2 separate regions of the Homo sapiens genome follow, and region 2 is linked to region 1. A link is an interaction called in ENCODE POLR2A ChIA-PET data of the cell type or tissue named here. Cell type or tissue: GM12878. All regions are shown on one strand. Links, peaks and the distances in the headings refer to the core of each region. The heading gives the core; the rest is flanking DNA. Region 1 overlaps DUS2 (dihydrouridine synthase 2). Region 2 overlaps RANBP10 (RAN binding protein 10).

Evidence for each region. Peaks named below come from ENCODE experiments on the same cell type or tissue, not always from the same donor. Only the 100,000 strongest peaks of a DNase experiment are listed, where the experiment ranks them.
Region 2: POLR2A ChIA-PET joins it to region 1 with 7 read pairs; 3 of 35 experiments call an interaction of 5 or more read pairs at or near these places.

Annotation. Positions count from the first base shown.
Region 1 is chr16:68,071,911-68,080,163 of GRCh38, reverse strand. DUS2 (dihydrouridine synthase 2) reads right to left here. Exons shown (of 17, transcript NM_017803.5): 13 at 6,009-6,130; 14 at 4,660-4,809; 15 at 3,445-3,532; 16 at 1,646-1,719; 17 at 844-1,415. The coding sequence ends at 1,178. Among named protein-coding and RNA genes, the nearest start is that of NFATC3, 9.3 kb to the left of the region's middle. RefSeq lists an enhancer at 4,733-4,842. In GM12878, for the core only: no CTCF peak of the experiment used is centred there; a DNase peak (open chromatin) is centred at 5,133; H3K27ac peaks cover 1,700 bases.
Region 2 is chr16:67,772,402-67,780,654 of GRCh38, reverse strand. All of the region lies in intron 2 of RANBP10 (RAN binding protein 10), which reads left to right. Among named protein-coding and RNA genes, the nearest start is that of RANBP10, 30 kb to the left of the region's middle. In GM12878, for the core only: no CTCF peak of the experiment used is centred there; no DNase peak of the experiment used is centred there.

The DNA.
Region 1 (8,253 bases), core at 2,850-6,849:
GTGCTGGAACTGAGACAGAGGCCTCACCCACCAAACCCTAGACTCAGAGGCCAGCAGGGCCAGAGGCTGCTGGCTGGCACAGGTGCCTGACCCTGTGTTAAAGTTGCCACAAAACAGTAAAGCTCTGACACAGGGGAGATGTGGGAAATACAGCTTTGACCCAGAGGGGACTCCTCCCCTCCCCACTCCCCAATGGAGCCTGGAAAAAGGGAGGAGAAGCAGCATGTTTACAGCTGAGGAAGCGGGGGCAGGACAGGGCAGGGACCTTTGGTCAGAACGCCCCTCCCAGTAAGCGGGGGAGGCCCCATGAGATGCGGTAGCCGTTTGTTTGCTTCTCACTGCCAGGAGGAAATTAAAGAGAATCTGCCACTTCCTTCCGCCCCAAGTGGGATGAGGAAGGCGGGGGACGGGAGGGACTGTGTGGTGTGATCTGCCAAACATAAGGGCCCCAAATTGCTGTCATCAGCCGCCTCCAGTGCCCCACTGTCCAAAGCAGGCACCTCATCAGGTCTGAGACTCCAGGCAGCTGTCAGGCTTGGAGACTCTGGGGATCAGACCAACACTCCCCACCCCACTGGACTAGTCCCTTACTGCAGCACCAGTTACCCTAGTCTTTCTTCCAGATTCCATATCACCTCTCATCAGGACATACAATTGATGCCCAGTGTGTCAGGTGTACCATCAGTAGAATGGGCTTCTTGGGCCTTCCTAACTTGGCCCAAGTCCAGTGATACCCCATTCCCCACCTCTACCAGACCCACAGAGATGGGCAGGAGATCCACTTTGGAAAGCTCAAGCTCTGCACAGAGGGTGGGAGTAGAATCATGCCAGGACACAAGCCCATTTATGAAGATGCCCAAGGCTGAAGCAGCCAGCCGTGGGTGAGGGTAGGGGGTGTCTTTATTGCACAGTACCAATGTCAGGTTGGGGAGTTACCACCTGAAAAGCTCCTGTTTTCAAAGAGAACTTGACCCTGTCACTCAGATCCACCAAAGGGGCCAGGATCCACCCCTGGGCGGCCCCTGGTCCATGCTCTAGGCTGATGGCCCCTGCCAGGACATCTAACTTCTGCCAGGCAAGACCAGCAAACTGTTCAACGGCATCTGGTTCATGCTGTGGCATCCACAGCCACCTTAGCACCAGGCCCATGGAGGGGTGACTAAGGCAGGAAGAGTAGTCACCAGCCTTCCAGGGGGCTTTCTTCACCACTTCCCAAGGCCACAAAGGGCTTCTTGCACAGATCCCCAGGTTGTGCTAGCTCCTGAGCTCTGGGGCCCCCAGGGTCTTGGTCAGGAGCCTCCCTCTTTCGCTTGTGCAAGGAAGGGCTCTCCTCACCCAGCCGACCCTCAGGGAGGCCCTGGCTCCGCAGACAGACGATGGCTGCAGCCTGCTCCGCCAGTTTCTTGGACTTGTCCCTGAGCAGACAGAGGGCAATAAGGTGAGGGGCAGGGTGCAGGGCTATGAGGCCTGACTCTACACATCCTTGGCAGATTCTGACAAGACTGAGTAAGGGGTCACCATCCAGGGATGCCACTGCCCACATATACCATCTACCCAACCCTCCTAGGACAATGCTGGATGTGTGGGCAGAATGCCCACTCTCCGCCCCACCCCAAGCCTCCTCTCCTATGATAAGGAAACTTACCACAAGGTAGACTGATACTTTTGTTCAGCAACGGTGACAATAGAGGAGAACAGGCGATCTAGAGGGCGTTGAACCTGATACAAAGAGAAAAGGAATCACATGGCCAGAGAAATGAGCCCTGTAGGCCAAACTGCTGGGGTCAAATCAAAGGCAGATAAAAGGAAGTGTTTCCAACCTAAGTCAAATGAAGGCTGCCTGTATCACATGCTCCTCCCAAGCAAAAGTGCCCAGTGGAGAAAGGCACAAATACACAATGACCTCAAGTGTCTGGAGCTGTCACAGACCTAAGCAAAGCGCAGCAGAGCCCTTAGCTGCACATGACTATGGAGCCTCCTGCTGACATCTGGATAGGCCAGGTCCCCAAAATGAGGAGTCACCAGATGCCAAAAGGGTGAGAAGGGACAAGCTAGGAGCAGAGAAGGCACACGTGGCAGAGGGACCAGGTGACTTGGCTGGAGCAAAGGGCTGCAGGGATGAAACTGGAAGGAGCGAGGCACATGGAAGGGTCTCAGGCTCTATGCTGAGGTGCTGGCTTGATCCTTCAGATACTGGGGAGCTGCTGACTTGAGGAGACAGAAGTTAGATTTGTTCTGGAAAAGTCACTGTGGTGGGGGTGGGGGGGAGTGGGGACACAGACACAACCCCCAGAAGGTATAAGCCTTGAGGCCAGAAGACCAGTCCAGATGAGGCAGAGCAGCCTAAGGAAGGCATGGCTGCAAGGACCAAAGGAAGTGAAGCAAGCCTATCTCATGGTTTCCACCCCAGGGGCACCACATCTGGGGCTCAATTCTGTGCCCCATTGGCTGAGGCTTGATCCAAAAACATGTCTGGGCCAAGTGCGGTGGCTCACGCCTGTAATCCTAGCACTTTGGGAGGCCGAGGTCGGGGGATCATCTGAGGTCAGGAGTTCGAGACCAGCCTGGTGAAGATGGTGAAACCCCATCCCTACTGAAAATACAAAAAAGTTAGCCAGGTGTGGTGGTACCCACCTGTAATCCCAGCTACTCAGGAGGCTGACACAGGAGAATCACTTGAACCTGGAGGCGGAGGTTGCAGTGAGCCAAGATCATGCCACTGCACTGCAGCCTAGGCAACAGAGCGAGACTCCGTCTCAAAAAATAAATAAATAATTAAATAATTAAATAAAATTTTTAAAAAAGGCTCATGACCTATAATCCCAGCACTTTGGGAGGCTGAGGAAGGAGGACCACTTGAGCACAGGAGTTTGAGACCAGCCTGCCTGGACAACAAAGCAAGACCCCATTTATTTATTTATTTATTTATTTTGAGACAGGCTGGAGTGCAGTGGCATGATCTCAGCTAACTGCAACCTCTGCCTCCAGGTTTAAGCAGTTCTCTGCCTCAGCCTCCCAAGTAGCTGGGATTACAGGCGCCCACCACCATGTCCAGCTAATTTTTGTATTTTTAGGAAAACGGGGTTTCACCATCTTAGCCAGGCTGGTCTTGAACTCCTGACCTCGTGTTCCACCTGCCTCGGCCTCCCAAAGTTGTGGGATTACAGGCATGAGCCACCGTGCCCGGCTGAGACCACATTTCTAAAAAATAAAAAATAAAAATTAGACTCTGTTTCAAAAAAAAAAAAAAGAGAGATGTCTGGCTGAACTGGACAACAGGCCACTGTAAGAGGGGAGGGCTATCAGCAACTGACCTGGCCACCAGCAGCTTCTCCATGCCTACAGAGGTCAAGGCCAGGCTCCAGCCTGGCAATCTAGAGTTGAGGGTGTAAGCCATGGGAGTGCTGTGACTGGCTGCAGGGCAGGCCACAGCCAGGAACTCACCGTTTCATACACAGGCTGTGCCAACTTCTCCCTCCGGCACCACTCTAGTAGGCACATCTTAGGGGTGATCTGGGCTGGGTATGCTCTCCTGGGGAAAGGAAGGGAAGCAGTTGGGGTCACCCACCATCACCGCTCCCTCCCTCAGCCAGGGCACTACTCAGCTCCTGAAAGGAGCTGCAGAAATGAGAGGAACTGAGACACCGAGCTGCTGCCTTAAGGCTTCTGTACTTGCTCCCCTAGGCTCCCATTCTTGTCCTACCAGCAGCTTGGACCTGGGTTCTCCCTAAAGGGAAGATGAATTTTGGCATGCTCAAGAAATTGTAAGGGAAGGGGGAATGAACTCCCAGTACTCTGAGGTCCAGACTGGAAAAACAATGTTCAACATCCAAGAAGGAAGCTTGCCACTCAAGACAAGATTAGTAGGGAGTGGGTGGAGGTGGGCAATGGAGGTAGCCAGACAATGGTCTCGGGGATCTAGCTCAGCGCCCATCCTGATTCCGCCTGCCAAGTGTCATGATCATCTGCTGCAGCCATGGACACTTGGAATCTGGTTTCAGAGTCAGCCTGTGACAGGGTGACACAGTGACAGGGTGGGAGGGGTCATATTCCAACTTCCCAACTGGAACTCTCCCTGGCATCTGACTGCCCAACAGCTATTCCCCACCACCCTGCTCCCCCTCTCCACACCTCTGCCAGACAAGACTGGCTCCTGTCTGGTCCTGGGGACTGGAGAAAGGCTCAGATCCCAGAGGAGGGCACCATTCAAAGCTGAGTCACAATCTGAGGCGTAAGCAGCTTGAGAGAGCACCACAGAGCTGGTGAGGGGCACTGGGTGTGGGTAGGGGCTGCAGAGCCAAATGAGGGCTAGGGTCCTGCTGTTGTTTGAGGAGCTTCATGCCAGGAGCCAGTTCCTCAGGGCCTTGGAAAAGCACAGACTTTCAGGAACAGGAGACAAGTCCCCCCTGCCCTGAGTTGTGGGAGGCGGTAAATCAGGGAAAAAGTAGAGTTCAGTTATCCTTGGGACAGCCTTTCAGGGACTATCTCCCCTGAAAGCACCTTCTATGGGATGCTGAAAATTTAGAACGAGTTTCCAAACCAACAAGACCTGTGGTCCCTACGTTTGACATTAAGCACATACAGCAGCCAGTGTGCTGGCCCAGTGGGACCCCAAGGGTGCTGGCCCTAGCCCAAGCTGAGGCCAAGCTGGAGACCTACCGGTCAAACTTGACAGCCATCTTAATGACACCAGAGGTATCTTCAGCTGGCTCCCCTGTCTGCTCTGAAGTCTTGGCTGAGAGCCTGGCCTGCTGGGCATCCAGCTCCTGTGTGGTCTCCTCATAGAAGGCACCAAGGCCAAAGGCCTCACTAGGGAGGAAGAAGCAGATCAGAGCAAACACTTTAGCGGAGCCAGCATCCAGGGTACTGCAGGACCCCAGGGCCCCACCACTGAGAAACTCCTCTACCACATACACCAAAACACCACCGGGGCCTGGCCATCAGAATGTGCCCCCTGCCCAGCCCTGGGATTACTGTGGACTGGAAGATGGAAAGTGAATGTGAACCCAAGCGTGGACACTGGAGGGAGGCTGGGCTGGGTGGCAAAGGTTGTAAAGGTCACCCCCACCACCTGCAGCCTCTCTCCTGAGGGGAAGCACACAGATGGTATCCCCAGCCAGCCGTGACTGAGTTAACCAATGCTGATCAAGCACATGGGCCCATGGGAGGAAGAGACAGAGGCCTGACCACTAAGTGGTTCCCCACTTCCCGCCCAGCCACAGGCAGTTATACATGGGTCTCAGCTGACACTGAGGCACCACCCAGAGCTACAGAGTTATGTGGGGTAGGGACTGAACCAATGCCATAAGCCAAGGGTGGGAAGAGGGCTCTGGCAAAGGTTTTTCCCTTCTAGGAAACATCTTGAAGGCTGGAAGACTCAAACGAAGATAGATCCCCAATGGCAAAAGTGGTTCAGAAAGGCATCTATGTAAGAGGGAGGCTACAGATAGCTCACGTGAGAGGGAGAGAGCCTTCCAGGCAGACGACCCATTACAAGCACAGGTGTGGAGTTCTGGAAGCAGACAGGTAGACAGGGAGCTGTGGGGGCAGTGGCTAGGCCAGCTTGTGAAGGGCCTCAACTGTCAACCATCTGAGCTAGAGCTGCACCTGATCTAGAGAATCAACAGGTGGTCTCTCAAACTGCAGGGTGATGGATGTGAGTGCAGGCTCAAGGTAGAGGCTCCATGCTACAGCCCAATTCTCCTGACCACTGGTTCCTGGGGGCCTGGCCTGTGACTATCCCATTTATGGAAAATCCCCTTCCTTTGCATTCCTCTATCCTTCTAGTACCCTAGTTCCCAGAGCTCTGCTGATCCGTCCAGGGATGGGACGTTTCAAAGCTTTCAAAGAATCCCCTCCTGGGAGGCAAAGCTGTACCATCACTCCACTCCTCTACATCTACATCCAGAAGCTGTGTCCCTGGTCCCCTGGTGGAGTCAGCTTAGGGCTCAAAGTCAAACTTGGGCAATGCGTACAAGGACAGATGGACATCTTATTGTGCCTCTTACCAAATTTCCCGGGAAGACTGGGCAGCATGGAGCAACCTTCCCTGGGGCGACTCCAGCTGTTCTCGTAGCATCTGGCACAAGCAGTACTTGGTGTTGGTGTAGTGGTTGTCATACTGCACCGCCTGAGAAAAGAAATGACTTGCCTGATGCCCAGGCAGGCTCTAAGGCCTGGGCTATGCTCTGATGGCAGGGAAAGGAGCTCCAAGAAGGCACCAGAGATGTATGTGTAGCCAAGGCAATGTGACCCCCATAAGAAGAACCACCACTGGCCAGGAGCAGTGGCTCACATCTGTAATCCCAGCACTCTGAGAGGCCAATGCAGGAGGACTGCTTGAGGCTAGGAGTTCAAGAGCAGCCTGGGCAACGTAAGACTCAACTCTACAAAAATTAAAAAAAAGAAAATTATCGGCTGGGCACGGTGGCTCACGCCTGTAATCACAGCACCTTGGGAGGCCAAGGCGGGCGGATCACCTGAGGTCAGGAGTTCAAGACCAGCCTGACCAACATGGTGAAGCCCCGTCTCTACTAAAAATACAAAATTAGCTGGGCGTGGTGGCGGGTGCCTGTAATCCCAGCTACTCGGGAGGCTGAGGCAAGAGAATCGCTTGAACCCTGGAGGCGAAGGTTGCGGTGAGCCAAGATCGTGCCACTGCACTCCAGCCTGGGCGACAACAGCAAAACTCTGTCTCAAAAAAAAAAAAAAAAAGAAAAAGAAAATTAGCCAGGCATGTTGGCACACACCTGTAGCCATAGCTACTAGGGAGGCTAAGGCAAGAGGATTGCTTGCACCCAGGAGTTGTGGCTGTAGTGAGCTATGATCATGCCACTGCACTCCAGCCTGGGCAACAGACTGAGACCCTATCTAAAATTAAAAATAAAAATAAAAATAAATTAAAAAGCCACTTCGACCTTGGTCATCTACTCTTCCAGCTAGTGGTACAAAGCTTGAGGGTCACAGCCAAGGACCACGGTCAGAAACACATTCTCCTGGACAGCCTGACTGAGGTCTCGAAGTGCGGGAGCCCCTTCCTGCTTCAGCCACCACAGAGGACCTACTGCCAAGTATCTTCCAGGGAAGGGAGGGGAAACACACCAAATTCTGGCATGGCAGGTCCAGTGCCAGGAAAGGGGTGAGATTCTTCTATTCCTTCTAACCAGAATGGGCACCTTCCCTTCCCACATCTTGAATAGCCTCTAACTTCCCCCTACGTGGGTAAAACACAGCATCATTTAGTTCACATGGGTTACTCATGACTACATTTATCTATACAAGTGTGAGGTGCAACTGTCACCATCACTCCACAGACCGTGAAATGAAGGCTCAGGGAGGCAAGATGACTGACTGCCTGGGACACCCAGTGGAAGTCGGCTGGCTAGAGGTAGGGCAGGAGAGCAGTATTGGGTGAAGGTGGCCTTCCCCAGCCCTCCAGGACACCCTCCCATCCCCCACCCCCTATGCTGCTCTAGTAACTCCACGTGGGCCTATGACTTCAGTGGCTGGGAAAGTGCCACGGCACGCTCAGGACAAAGTGGGAAGTAAGTCGGGGCGCCCCGGCTGGTGGCAAGTCCTTGACTCAGCTTGTCTGGGAAGAAGGCACCTGGCTGGACCAGAAGCAGCCCTGCCTATGCTTGAAAGCCGCTCCCTTTCTCTGTGATAGCACACCCTCTTGAGGAGCTGCCAAGAGATGGCTCAGCAGGAATGATAATATCACCTTTCACCCAGTGAGCAAGCTCAGCACTGTTCAGCACGTCTTCTTGGCCAGACTTGCCAGCTGGCCAAAAAGCTGGATAGCTGACCTGGGCTGGGGCAAGCCCTCCCTTGCCATGGAGCTATCCCAGACCATTGGAGAGCTGGTGGTCACCAACTTGCCCAGCAGGACACCAGAACCAGGGAGTGAGGGCTGCAGCATTGAACAGGAAATAGGACAAAGGCTGCCCAGCTCTGGACGCAGACCTCAGGGCATCTTACCATCCTAGCTTGCACAGCCATGGAAACACTCACATACCATGGCAGCCACAGGCACTCCTAGGCAGGTATGAACCCTAGGACTGAAGAGGAGGGTGGAACTCTGCTCTGGGCAAAGACTGCACCCTCTGTTCAGACCCAATTCACTGAAGAATTTGAGGACCACTCACTGTCTCTCCCTGCAGACATGTGCAGCTGATCAGAGTCCCACAGAGTTCCAGGGTTGTGCCAAAGAGATAAGGCAAGTGAACTCTTCATTTTCTTTTATAGGGATATGCC
Region 2 (8,253 bases), core at 1,607-5,606, 300 kb after region 1:
CAGTTTTGGTTCTTCAATCCATTTTTCAAATATCAGCTGTTTGATCAGCTGTACCCTTTCTTTTTTTTAGAGACAGAGGTGGTCTTGTTATGTTGTCTAGGCTGGTCTTGCACTCCTGGCTTCCAATGATCTTCCCGCCTTGGCCTCCCAAGTAGCTGGGATTATAGGCTGAAGCCACCATCCCCAGCTTAGCCCCTTCTGTGGCTTCCCATTTACCTCTCATGAAGTTCAGACTCCTTAAGCTAGCATGCAGGCTGTGCATGCACAGCCCATTTCCAGATCCAGCTGTCTGTCTTTCTAGGTCTGCCCAGACTGTAACCCAGTCATACTAAACTTCTCTTAGTTCCCCAACCACGTGGCTGCTTTCTTGCCTCTATGCCTTTTCACATTCTGCTGTGTTTTTTTGTTTGTTTGTTTGTTTTTTGAGACGGAGTCTAGCTTTGTTGCCAGGCTGGAGTGCAATGGCGCAATCTCGGCTCACTGCATTCTCCGCCTCCCGGGTTCAAGTGATTGTCCTGCCTCAGCCTCACGAGTAGCTGGGACTACAGGCACCCGCCACCACGCCCGGCTAATTTTTTTATTTTTAGTAGAGATGGGGTTTCACTATGTTGGCCAGGATAGTCTGGATCTCTTGACCTCGTGATCCACCTGCCTTGGCCTCCCAAAGTGCTGGGATTACTGGCGTGAGCCACCGTGCCTGGCCCACATTCTGCTGTTTTTGAGTGGACCATGATCCTCTTTCTCCTGTCATTTACTTTACCAGGCCTTGGCTCAGCCTTCACTTCCTGAGGGAATTCCCCATTTTGAGTCAGCACACCTTGACTCTCTGGCTTGCCCTGACTTGACATTAGAACTGTTGGAGGGCAAGGATTGAGCCCAGGCCCCCACCCTTATGTCCCCAGCATCATACTGGGTACAGGGCATTTTTGTTGATGACATGAATGACTGGAAGAACCTCTATGAAAAGAAATTTATCACACCTGTTTTTACTGAATTACTCAACGTTAGCAAGGACCCAAGAGCTCCTAATAACTCAGCCATATTCAGGTGCCTGCAGAGATCAATAGAGGAAGGGTAGTGTCAGTGGCCTCCTATGGGGATTCTTCCTGTTCCATAGATGCAAAGATACTGCAGTATGTGTACAGGAGAATGAGTTTGAGGTTTTTGTTATGCCCTTTCCTTATTTATTTTTGTCTCATTCTTGGCAGCTCAAAGGGTACAAAGTGGTATCTCGCTGTGTTTTTTTTTTTTTTTCTTTGAGACAAGGTCTGGCTCTGTCACCCAGGCTGGAGTGCAGTAGTGCCATCTCGGCTCACTGCAACCTCCACCCACCCCAGGCTCAAGCCATCCTCCCACCTCAGCCTCCTGAGTAGCTGGGACTACAGGTGTGCACTACCATGTCTGGTTAATTTTTGTATTTTTGGTGGAAACAGGGTTTCACCATTTTGCCCAGGCTGATCTCGAACTCCTGGTCTCAAACAATCAGCCCTCCTTGGCCTCCCAAAGTGCTGGGATTACAGGCATGAGCCACTGCGCCCAGACTATTTTTATTTTATTTTTATTTTGAGACAGTGTCTCACTTTGTCACCCAGGCTCTGGAGTGCAATGGCGGGAGGCACTGCAGCCTCAACTTCCTGGGCCTCAAGCTGTGCTCCCATCTCAGCCTCTCAAGTAGCTGAGACTACAGAAAAGCACCACCACGCCCAGCTGATTTTTATATTTTTTGTAGAGATGGGGTTTTGCCATGTTGCTCAGGCTGGTCTTGAACTCCTGAGCTCAAGCAGTCCATCTGCCTCGGCCTCCCAAAGTGCTAGGATTATAGGCATGAGCCACTGTGCCTGCCCTCACTGTAGTTTTGATTTGCATTTCCGTAACGATAGTGATGGTGAGCATCTTTTCAGGTGCTTGCTGGCCACATGTACACCTTCTTTAGGGAAACATCTCAAGGCCTTTGCCACTCTCATTTTTTAGAGATGGGGTTTTGCTGTGTCGCCCAGGCTAGTCCCAAACTCCTGGGCTCAAGCGATCCTCCTGCCTCAGCCTCCCACATTGCTGGAACTACAGGTGCACATCACCATTCCTAGCTAAAAGTTTTAAAGTTTGATGAAGTTTACTTTATCTATGTTTTCTCTTGTTGCCTGTGCTTTTGTCCAAGAAATTATTGCCAAATCCAATGTCATGAAGCTTGCTATGTCTTTTCCTGAGAGTTGAAGTTTTAGCTCTTATGATTAGGTCTTTGATCCATTTTGAGTTGATTTTTATATATGGTGTAATATAAGCAAAAAACTTCTTTTTTTTTTTATTTTAGACAGAGTTTCGCTCTTGGTGCCTGGGCTGGAGTGCAGTGGCGCGATCTTGGCTTACTGCAACCTCCGCCTCCTGGGTTCAAGCGATTCTCCTGCTTCAGCCTCTCAAGTAGCTGTGATTACAGGCATGCGCCACTATGCCCAGCTAGTTTTGTATTTTTAGTAGCGACGGGGTTTCTCCACATAGGTCAGGCTGGTCTTGAACTCCCGACCTCAGGTGATCCACCCACTTTGGCCTCCTGAAGTGCTGGGATTACAGGCGTGAGCCACCGCACCTGGCCAAACTTTGTTCTTTTGTTTGTGATTATCCAGATGTCCCAGCGTTATTTGTTGAAAAAACTGTCATTTCCCCATCTAATGGTCTTAGCATCCTTGTTGAAATCAGTTGACTATACATGTGAGGGTTTATTTCTGGGATCTCTATTCTATTCCTTGGACTGTAGGTCTGTCTTTATGCGAGTCTTAAACTGATTTATTATTGTAGCTTTGTAGTAAGTTTTGAAATCAGAAAGTGTAAGCCCTCCAACTTTGTTCTTTTTAAGATTGTTTTGACTGTTTCTGTCCCTTGAGATTCCATATGGATTTTTCTATTTCTGTGGAAAACATCATTGGGATTTTGATAGGGATGGCCTTGAATCTGTATATCACTTTGGGTAGTATTGACATCTTAACAATAGTGAGTCTTCTAATCAGTGAACAGAGGATGTCTTTCCATTTATTTGTGTCTGTAATTTCCTTCATCAACATTTTATAGTTTTTAGTGTCTTTAGCCTCCTTGGTTAAGTTTTTTTACTTTTTTTTTCGTTTTGTTTTGAGATGGAGTCTCGCTTTGTCGCCCAGGCTGGAGTGCAGTGGCGCGATCTCGGCTCACTGCAAGCTCAGCCTCCTGGGTTCACGCCATTCTCCTGCCTCAGCCTCCCCCGTAGCTGGGACTACAGGCCCCCGCCACCATGCCCGGCTAAATTTTTGTATTTTTAGTAGAGACGGGGTTTTACCATGTTAGTCAGGATGGTCTCAATCTCCTGACCTTGTGATCTGCCCGCCTCAGCCTCCCAAAGTGCTGGGATTATAGGCGTGAGCCACCGCGCCCAGCCTACTTTATTTACTTTTAAGTATTTTTTTTCTTTTTTTTGGGTGGGGGACGGAGTTTCGCTCTTGTACCCCAGGCTAGAGTGCAATGCTGCGGTATTGGCTCACTGCAACTTCCACCTCCCGGGTTCCTGCAATTCTCCTGCCTCAGCCTCCCGAATAGCTGGGATTACAGGCATGCACCACCACGCCCGGCTAATTTTTGTATTTTTAGTAGAGATGGGTTTTCACCATGTTGGTCAGGCTGGTCTTGAACTCCTGACCTCGTGATCCACCTGCCTCAGCCTCCTAAAGTGCTAGGATTACAGGCGTGAGCCACCGTGCCCAGCTTAAGTATTTTATTCTTTTGATGCTATTGGAAATGGAATTGTTTTCTCAATTTTTTTTTGATTGTTCATTATAAGTGTGTAGCAATACAACTGAAAAGTGAGAAATAGAGTAACTTATTAGTTCTTTTTTTTTTTCTTTTTCTTTTTCTTTTTTTTTTTGAGACAAAGTCTTGCTCTGTCACCCAGGCTGGAGTGCAGTGGCTCGATCTCAGCTTATTGCCACTTCTGCCCCCAGGTTCATGTGATTCTCCTGCCTTGGCCTCCCAAGTAGCTGGGATTACAGGTGCCCACCACCACGCCCGGCTAATTTTTGTATTTTTAACAGAGACAGGGTTTCACCATGTTGGCCAGGCTGATCTTGAACTCCTGACCTCAGGTGATCTGCCTGTCTTAGCTCCCAAAGTGCTGGGATTACAGGCATGAGCCACCACACCTGGCCAATTCTTTTTTTTTTTTTTTTTTTTTTTTTGAGATGGAGTCCGTGTCTGTTGTCCGGGCTGGAGTGCAGTGGCCTGATCTCAGCTCAAAGCAACCTCTGTCTCCCAGGTTTAAGCGATTCTCCTGCCTCACCCTCCCAAGTAGCTGGGTTTACAGCCATGTTCCACCACACCCGGCTAATTTTTTTGTATTTTATTAGAGATTGGTTTTTACCATGTTGGTCAGGCTGGTCTTGAACCTCCTGACCTCAGGTGATCCGCCGACCTCAGCCTCCCAAAGTGCTGGGATTACAGGTGTGAGCTACCACACCCAGCCCTGCATCTGGCCAATTCTAATTTTTTTTTTTTTGAGATGGAGTCTTGCTCTGTCTCTCAGGCTGGAGTGCAGTGGTGTGATCTCGGCTCACTGCAAGCTCCGCCTCCCAGGTTCATGCCATTCTCCTGCCTCAGCCTCCTGAGTAGCTGGGACTACAGGCACCCACCACCATGCCTGGCTAATTTTTTGTATTTTTAGTAGAGACGGGGTTTCACCGTGTTGGCCAGGATGGTCTTGATCTCCTGACCTTGTGATCCGCTCGCCTGGGCCTCCCAAAGAGCTGGGATTACAGGTGTGAGCCACCGCGCCCGGCAAGTTTTTTGTTTTGTGCAATCTTTAGAGTTTCCCTTTCTTTTCTTTCCAGTTTTTTTTTTTTTTTTTTTTTTTAGACGGAGTCTCACTCTGTCACCCAGTGGCACAATCTTGCTTACTGCAGTCTTGATCTCCTGGGCTCAGGTGATCTTCCCACCTCAGTCTTCTAAGCAGCTGGAATTACAGGTGCACTTCACCATGCCCACCTAATTTTTTGTAGAGACAGGATATTGCCGTGTTGCCTAGGCTGGTCTCGAACTCTTGGGCTCAAGCGATCTTCCTGCTTCAGCCTCCCAAAGTTCTGGGATTACAGGCATGAGCCACCACACCTGGCAAGGTTTTCTACGTATGGGAACATGTCATCTGTGAACAGAGATAGTTTTCCTTTCCAATTTGGATGCCTTTCATTCCTTTTTCTTGTCTGATTGCATCATCTAGAACTCCCAATACTGTCTTGAATAGAAGTGGTGAAAGCAGGCATCTTAGATGAAAGGCTTTCAGTCTTCCACCATTGAGTATGATGTTAGCTGTGGGGTTTTTTTAAATTTATTTTTCGAAGCGGAGTCTCTCTTTGTCACCCAGACTGGAATGCAGTGGCCTGATCTTGGCTCACTGCAACCTCGGCCTCTAGGGTTCAAGCGATTCTCCTGCTTCAGCTCCCTGGTAGCTGGGATTACAGGCGTGTGCCACCACACCCTGCTAATTTTTGTATTTTTAGTAGAGACGGTGTTTCACCATGTTGGCCAGGCTGGTCTCGAACTCCTGACCTCAAGTGATCCACCCGCCTCAGCCTCCCAAGATGCTGGGATTACAGGTGTGAGCCACTGTGCCCAGCCAGGTTTTTCATATATGACCTTTGTTGTGTTAAGGTAGTTTCCTTTTATTCCTACTTTCTTGAGTGTTATTGACATGTAATTTAACATGCTATACAAGTCACCATTTAAAGTGTACAATTCGTGTTTTTTAGTGTATTCACAGGGTCTGCTTTGTTTCTCTCAGATTGGTTGGATGATAGTCTTTAAGTTTATGAAGAGTTTCTGGAAGATAGAAGAGTGCATCTTTTGGTAGCTTTAAAACACCATGCTTTTGGAAAAGACTTAATGTCACCCAGTATTTGAAGAGTGGGGGCTTATTCGCCTTGAACCCTGACTCAGCTGTGACCTCATTGGAATATGCAACCTGGGCTCCTGTGGGGCTGCTCCCTGTGTCATTGACACCTAGAGGTGGAATGGTGCCCAAATGTGGGTGTCAGCTTCCTCTGGCTGCTCTCCCCTTAGACAGTCCACTCAGATTCTCAAGTCGAGGCAGGGGTTTGTACAGAGGCTCCCGAGCCATCCACTAATAAACACCATCTTACCTGTGGAGCAGAGTCTGTAGGAAGGTGTTGAGGGCTAGCTGCTGGAGAAGGGAGAGGCGTCTCCTGTGGGGAGGCCTAAGCAAGTTGTGTTTTGAGCACAGGTGCTTTAGTGATTCCCCATTCCCATAGAATGTTGTGGAACCAGAGCCCTGTTGCAGCGACCAAGCATAACTCTTCTTGAGTGACCTTTGACCTCCCCGTTTGCACATGTGCTCCAAACATAAACCCTTACCTAGTGTCAGGAAGCCTATGTGCTGGGGATGGGATGACATGTGGTGTTGGGCATAGCCCCAGGCCCCTCTGAACAGGGCATGGTGAGTGGCTGTTGTCTAAATCAGGGAAAGCCCTGACTGTTGCACTTGTGCCTGTTGGACTGCTGACTGCAGGGCAGCTGGGGTCGTTTGCTGCTTGGTCAGCTGAGGTACTGAAGGAATGGAGACTGACTTTTGGCAGCCTCTGCCATGTAAAGTCAGGAAGCTGATTATTTGGGCTGCAGTTTTTCTGGAAAAATGTGCAAGTTTTAATCTAATGGGAATTCTGCCAGCAGGCTAAGACAGCTTCTGCTCCTGATGGTCCTTGAAGCTAGCCCCTCTGGCAGGAGGAGGCAGGCAGTTTGTGTGTTTCTGGGAATGACTGAGCAGTCCTGTCCAGCTACAGGCTATATTGGTTCATGTCTTTGACCTTTAAGGATCCAACTCTGTCTCAAATGCTGCTTAAAACAAAGCAGAAGACAAGTTCCCTTCGAACTATGAAACTCCCTCTTTGAAGTGCTGTTCCTTTTGCTTTGCTCCTTTCCCTTCTCTACCTTTTTCCCTAAGCCATGTGGGCCACGTTATCAGGGCCATATGCTGGGTTGTTTCCTTTCCTTGTTCCTGCCCAGCATGATTGGGATAGCTGATTTCAGAGGCAGGTGAGTAGGTCAGAGCCTTCCCTCCCTGCCTGACCCTTTATTTTGGTAGTAGAGGCTGCTCCCCCAAATATAGTGGTGCAGCAACCCAGAGAAAGGCAAAAGGGCATTTACTGCCAATAAAGGACTGGCAGGGGCAGTGTATTAGCCTTTTTTATATTACTATAAAGAAATACCTGAGACAGGGTAAAGAAAAGAAGGTTTATAAAGAAAAGAGGTTTAATTGGCTCACAATTCTACAGGCTTTACAGGAAGCATGGTGCCGGCAAAGGCCTGGAGAAGCTTACAGTCATAGTGGATGTTGACTAGGAGCCAGCATGTCACATGGCAACAACGGGAACAAGTTGGGGGGAGGTGCTATACTCTTTTAAACAACCAGATCTCGCAGGAACATAGAGCAAGAACTCGTTCATTACTGTGAGGACTGCCCCAAGACATTCATGAAGGATCTATCCCCATGATCTTAACACCTGCCACCAGGCCCCACCTCCAGCATTGGGTATTACATGTCTACATGAGATTTGGAGAGGACAAACATCGAAACCATATCATTCTACCCTGGCCCCCCAAATTTCATGTCTTTCTCACATTGCAGAATACAATCATCCCTTCCCACTAGTCCCCCAGAGTCTTAACTCATTCCAGCATTAACTTAAAAAGTCCCAAGTGCAAAGGTAAGATGGTATTTATTAGTAGATGGCCTGGGAGCCTCTGCCTCAACTTGAGAATCTGAGTGGATTGTCTAAGGGGAGAGCAGCCAGAGGAAGCTGACACCCACATTTGGGTGCCATTCTACCTCCAGGTGTCAATGACACAGGGAGCAGCCCCACAGGAGCCCAGGTTGCATACTCCAATGAGATCACAACTAAGTCAGGGTTCAAAGAGAATAAGCCCCACTCTTCAAAGAGTGGGAGGAGTGAGGGGGTCTCTGGGGGCCTCACACATCATTACTCCCAGCTTTGTGTGGTTTGGGAGGCCAATGTGAATGTATGCGGGGAAGGTAATGAATTTTGAGACCCAGAGAACAAGCTCGTTTGAGCAGTCTTGATTGATGATCCTATGTAGATCCAACTTGGCTTTACCATGTCCTGGTCTTTGGTGCAGACTGGGTTCTCCCTGTGGAACAATCGTGCATTGCTCTGTAAAGCACTACCTAGGATTGAGATGCTTTAGGCACATCTTAGGAATAGATTCTGTGCC